2 separate regions of the Homo sapiens genome follow, and region 1 is linked to region 2. Evidence: chromatin contacts called from ENCODE Hi-C data. All regions are on one chromosome and are shown on one strand. The core of a region is the stretch at or near the end of the contact, and the rest is flanking DNA. Distances in the headings are between cores, read along the strand shown. Region 1 has its middle 45 kb from the start of DAB2. Region 2 overlaps EGFLAM (EGF like, fibronectin type III and laminin G domains).

The links. Hi-C counts contacts between places; a loop is a spot of excess contacts on that map. Pooled maps may share reads with other maps.
Region 1: a loop to region 2 is called in a map of CD8-positive, alpha-beta T cell, with 6 times the contacts of the local background. The contact joins two enhancer-like sites. A Hi-C loop is called at or near these places in 1 of 168 maps with a recorded cell type or tissue (CD8-positive, alpha-beta T cell), 1 of 37 single-sample maps with no recorded cell type and 2 of 50 pooled maps.

Annotation. Positions count from the first base shown.
Region 1 is chr5:39,468,945-39,471,720 of GRCh38, reverse strand. No RefSeq gene overlaps it. Among named protein-coding and RNA genes, the nearest start is that of DAB2, 45 kb to the right of the region's middle. Within about 2 kb of position 1,385, at least 4 of the 41 ENCODE cell types and tissues checked have a DNase peak (open chromatin) inside an H3K27ac peak, as active enhancers do.
Region 2 is chr5:38,462,845-38,465,668 of GRCh38, reverse strand. EGFLAM (EGF like, fibronectin type III and laminin G domains) reads right to left here. Exons shown (of 22, transcript NM_152403.4): 21 at 2,658-2,761; 22 at 189-1,837. The coding sequence ends at 1,683. All of the region lies in intron 1 of EGFLAM-AS5 (EGFLAM antisense RNA 5), which reads left to right. Among named protein-coding and RNA genes, the nearest start is that of EGFLAM-AS5, 4.1 kb to the left of the region's middle. RefSeq lists an enhancer at 1,379-2,578. Within about 2 kb of position 1,393, at least 13 of the 41 ENCODE cell types and tissues checked have a DNase peak (open chromatin) inside an H3K27ac peak, as active enhancers do.

The DNA of each region.
Region 1 (2,776 bases), core at 136-2,635, 1.0 Mb before region 2:
ACAGTCTACAGGGCAGAGTAGAGGATTTCAGTCAAATGAGTCAGGTGGCAGAATGGCTTATAACAGCAGGACACCTCCAGGAAAGAATTTTATTGCAGCTTCTAGAAGTCTTCTGTTGCCTTTTCTCTTTTGACAACTGAGGCATCTCTTCTGAGTCTTCTTACTCCTGGCTAGCCTTTTTGGTTTGGAGAATCTCCTGTTTATTCTGAAGTTATCTCTCTGCTGTATCAACCTTTCAGCAAATATACTCTCTCAAAGAATATAGGAGATTTGTAAGAGAAGATTTGAAGGAATAGGGCCTGTGTGTCAAAGACTCTTTCACTGCTGCTGCTACCACAGCCTAGCAATACCTGAGGAAGGACAGCAGTCATGGAAATGTAACCAATTTTAATATTACAGTTTGGAATTTTTGATCAAAAGTAGGGATAGTGATGTATGAAATTTCTAAAAATTAGATGCCCACAATTTCAAAAGTCAAATTGGTGCAAGTCAGAAAAGTTCAAAATGGAAAATTTGGAGTCTAACTTGACTTCAGTCAGTGGTTCTTCAACCTGGCTCCACATTAGAATTGACTGGAGAGCTTTTAGGAAATTCACACTACTGGTAAGTTAAATGAGAGTCTCTGGGAGAGGAACCTCCAACACTGATGTTGTTAAAAGCTCCTCAAGTGATTCAATATGCAGTCAGGGTGGAAAACTACCGGCATGAATTATCCTGATTGGTTCCCTTGACCAGAGGTTTCCAAACATGGCTGATGAATGCTGTTGAAAACACAGATTCCTAAGCACAGAGGGATTAAATCAGAGTTTTTTGGGGTGGAGGTGGGTGGAGGAGGAAATTGATGGTGGTGGTGATGTGGTGGCGAGAGCAGAAATCTGTATTTTTAAGAGCTCATTCTGGGAAACCACTTCATTTGACAATCCAGACTCCTAGGAACAATCCTGACCCTCCATGTTAAGGTTTGCTAAAACAAGGGCAAGCCACTCCATTCCAGATTGTTTTCATCCTTATTGAAAATTTACCTTGACCTTCCTCGATACAAAACAATTCAAGTTTGTTTTCCCTATGATTTTTTCCCTGTCAAATTTACAAGCTAATGAGACTGCTTTGATAAAGATATGTCTTTGTTGAAATTTTGGAATTCCTTGCTTGTAATGCTGTATAAACGCTTACACCATGGGTCTTTATAAACTAGGAAGAGTGCAAAGATACTAGGATTTTAAACTGAGGTCCATCATAGATGGAATTCTCAAGCCCTGTCATTATTTATCACCTATCTTTCTAGTCTCTCCCTATGAACCGATTCTTCTGAAGGTTTCCCATTAGCAGGCATTGAAGACTACTGTCTTCTCCAAAACGACTTCGGATGCTGGGGCACCACTCACTGACACCACTTCTGGAGCAGCAGGGTGACTTCCTGATTTCTTAATATGTCTGTTTCCATGGGCCAGCAATATTTTATTCTTCGTGGTTTTGCCAGCCTCTTGATCCACCCTTCTCCTATAATAGAAAAAGTAGAAAGGCACCCTCTCTGCATTTTTCTTCAGTCTTTCTGGGACAAAGCATGCTTCCTGTTCAGTAGGGAGGCTTCTCCGCTGGTTGAAAAGTCTACTTCCCACTCACCATGGACTTCCTCTGTCTGGAGCTGATGGGTTTTAAACTCCAGGATTTTGGTACTGATCCACTCTGCCTTCTTTTGTTCTGAGGCTTTCTTAGAATGGAATTACATGTATGAGTCACCCTAACTCTACCAGAAGTAAATAATCTGCAAGACTTTGAAGTCCTTTTTTTGATGGTACACGGTATTCCTGAGTTCAACACTCTAGGATCTGCCTATTCCAGGGCTGTGCAGAAAGTAGGTGTTTATAAAATAGTAGGTGTTTATAAAAATTTTTTCAATAAATATTTTTGACTTTACGTTAATCTTATCAAAGAGCAACAACAGACCTTTTTATCAATAGTTCTTAGGTTATACATTTGAAAAAGACTTGCCTCTTACGCCAGGAGAATAGAAATTTTACCTATCCCAGCTAAAGATACAACTTTTATAGTTCTAAATATCTAAACTTTCCATAGAAGTTTGGGCCTAAATTATGATAAAGGCTGCCTACATTGACCAAAAGTCCCTGAAATAGTTCAACTTTACACTTCAGTCCACCACTGAATATGACTGTAGTCAATGCAGTTTTCTCACATGAAAGAGAAATGTCAGTAAAGGGAACTTTTCAGGGAAAATGAACATCAGAGCGAATAAGGTTAAAAGAAAGAAAACACTGAATATTGACAATCTTCCAAAAACTAAGCTTATACTCATAAACAGCAGATATGCAAAAATGAGGAAGAGATTTAGGGAAGCATCACATCTTAAAAACATTCATTTTACCACACATTCACCACAGGGCTAAGCAGAAAAACACAGAAGAACTTACAAACTAAAATATATATTTTTCTTTTTTTCTTTATTTAAATTGTTTTAATTTTAGATTCAGGGGTACATGCACATGTTGGGTATATTGTGTGATGTTGATGTTTGGGCTTCTATCAATCCCATCACCCAAGTAGTGAACATAGTACCCAATAGATAGTTTTTCAACCCTTGCCCCACTCCCATCCATCCCCTTCTAGTAATTCCCAGTGTCTATTGTTGCCATCTTTACGTCTATGTGTTTCCAATGTTTAGCTTCCACTTATAAGTGAGAACATGCAGTATTTGGTGTTCCATTCCTGTGTTAATTAGCTCAGGATAATGGCCTCTAGCTGCATCCACATTGTTGCA
Region 2 (2,824 bases), core at 144-2,643:
GAGGCAAGGGTGTCTGGGAAGTGGAGGACCCACTTTCTACCATGTGGCCTTTCTCCGGACTGCACTCATATAAGATTATGTGTCTAGGAGTGGATGATGATGATGATGATGATGATAACCATGATTCCTCTGGGAGAAAGGATCCTGGCCATCAAAGCTTCCCAAAGACAGGAGATTGGGGCACAAAGTGAACCTCTCTAGTTTATTCATCTTTTAGAATTACATTATGTGCTTAAAACTGTGCCTTGCACAAACCCCAAAAGTCTTTGCTGAATGAATGCTGCACAAACAAATGTAGAGTCGAGACTGGGACTAATTATAGGCTCTTGCATAAGTTAGATCATATTTCACCCCCTCCTTGGGGGCAGTGTTCATCTCACCTTTCCCTTAGTAAGTCCATCATGGGGATCTGCCAGTGAACCAGCTGTCTCTGGGGTCATGTGCTTGCATAGTAAAGGGACACAGCTCATGGTACAGAAGGAAGAAGTCCTGTTTCTCTGGTTCTCACCCAGATGCTCAGACCATCCTGACAGCATGTCCCCCCACCCCTGCACAGCCTTGGGAACACTGATTGTATTAGTGTCCATTGGTATGAACCTGACCTCCGCAAAATCAGTAACAACTCCATAAGTGAATGAATGAATGAATAAGTTCTAGCTTTGTCCCCTTTATTCAAGTTTACTATAGATACTCCCCCCAACTCTTAAAACAAAAATGACAGTGACCTACCTCGGTAACACATGTTCCTTTTAATCTGCTTATCTTGGAAAGCTTCATATTCATCCTCTTGAGCCGTCAACATTTACCAAAAGAGAATGGTCAGCTCCCCAAGTTGCCCACCCAAGTTACCTATCCATTCCACTGACACCACAAAAGGCCCAAACAAGTCTCTCTTGGGAGAAATTTTTAGGAAAGGTGTGCAAGAATTCAGAGTCATCCACCCAAACTTCCAAAAGTATACTGTGTGGACAATCTGCAGCTATAAAAATATACACATACAAAAGTACAGCTACAAAATCATGGGGGCTCAGCTCCTTAACTCTGCATTATAAGAAGTAGGGATTTCACATTCGAGGTAAGCTCTGGGGAAGGGGGCCGCATTATGATTATGATTCTGTGTTTGATCTCCTTCCATCTTTATTTTTATGGACTAGTCAGAACACAGTGAACCAGCCAGTGAGGAGTGGAAGGGGTTAATCCGAACAATCCAAGGGCCAATGTGGGAAATGTGAAGTTCAAGGTCACACAGTCATTCTGCTGTCAGGAAGAGTGTCATGAGTCAGGGAAGGAGAGAAGTATTTTAATAGTGCCCTGTGGGATTCTTTCTCTCTCTCTCTCTTTTTAATGTACTATGAATCACAACACAGTCACTGAGCTATAGCAGACAGGCTCTGGAATTTGCATTGATGTGTGATCTCTGGCAGCCGCTACATATTCAATGGACAAAGTCCGATGCTTCCTACACAGAGAATTCTGCTGGGTCAGCTCGTGGAGTGTCAGCAGGAAAGGCCACCCAGGGATGCCTGTCTTGGTTCTCAGTTTCTCATCAGTGTGTACTTTCTTCTTGGTGAGAGGAAACACACCTGGTCCCTGGGCCTCTGCATATAGCATCAGGCAGGGTCTGAGGGCCCCTGGGATTCTCAGAATAGAAGGCTCTGTCCCTTGGACAAGGCCAGCTGGTGTTACTTGGCTCCACAAGTGTTGATGTTTTTCCCATCCACGGCATCTTCCACGAGGGAAATGTGGTAATCGGTGGACAGGGTGAAGTGAGAGATACAGCCCACGAGCCCTCTCATATATTGCCTGTTAGTGTGCAGAGCAATTTCCTTCATTCCACCTGCCAGGAAGCAAGAGGGAGATGAGGTGAGCCAAAGGACAGGTGTCCGCAGGGCAAGGTCGGGGTTCCAGTTTGGGGCACTTGAATGGCTGCTGGCCAAGGCATCCCTTGATTCATGGGACATGTGAGGGCTGTGGGCCCCTTGAGCTGCTCAGTACCTCACCTCTCTCAATTTTATAATTATCCTTGAAGGAACAGATTGACTTGGATCAGTTTTTACACAATCAAAAGCTATAAATTCATTCCTCATGTGTGATTTCTGGCCCAACTGACCACCTTGAGACCAAATAGTGTCTAGTAAATTTTGAAGTGTGGTATAATGTCAACAGAATGCAGTGTGTAGTTAGAAGTGATGTCATCTTAAACCAAAACAAATGCACTGATGTCGAATGCTTTCAATAGAAAATATCATATAGATAAAAATAGCTTTTCATTTTTATGTGTCTGCACTAGTGAATTAATTATAATAAGCCATTTACAGAAATACTAGTCATTCTATTCTGCAAGGGGAAAGAAAGACAGGTCCCGTTTTGTCAGAGAGAACTCATGGAGCTATATTTAGCAGGTTCCTGTTCTATAAACAAGAAAAGCCTGGTTTTCCTGGTGGATCTGTCCAAAGCATAAAAGCATCGAAGGGAGCCCTTCCTGCCCCCTCAGCCATGAGTCAGCAGTTCAGAAAATGAAGGAATGGAATATCTGGAGGGCTTCCTGATTTACAGGTATTTGATCCAGCAAAGTACATAGCCTCGGCACAGCAAATGGAAGACTAACAAGAAAAGCACTGGCCTAATTTTGCTTTGGTCGAGGGTCGGTCACTTACCCACATACAGAGCTCCATTGATGTTAAGCTGCCGCATCATGCCTGGGGATTTGCCTGTTCTGGCTCCATAGTCATCCACGGTTATCTTTCCTGACTGGCCATCCCTGCAAAACACCAAAACAAAAAAGAACAAAAAGCCTGGCATTTTTGGAGTTCATTCAATCATT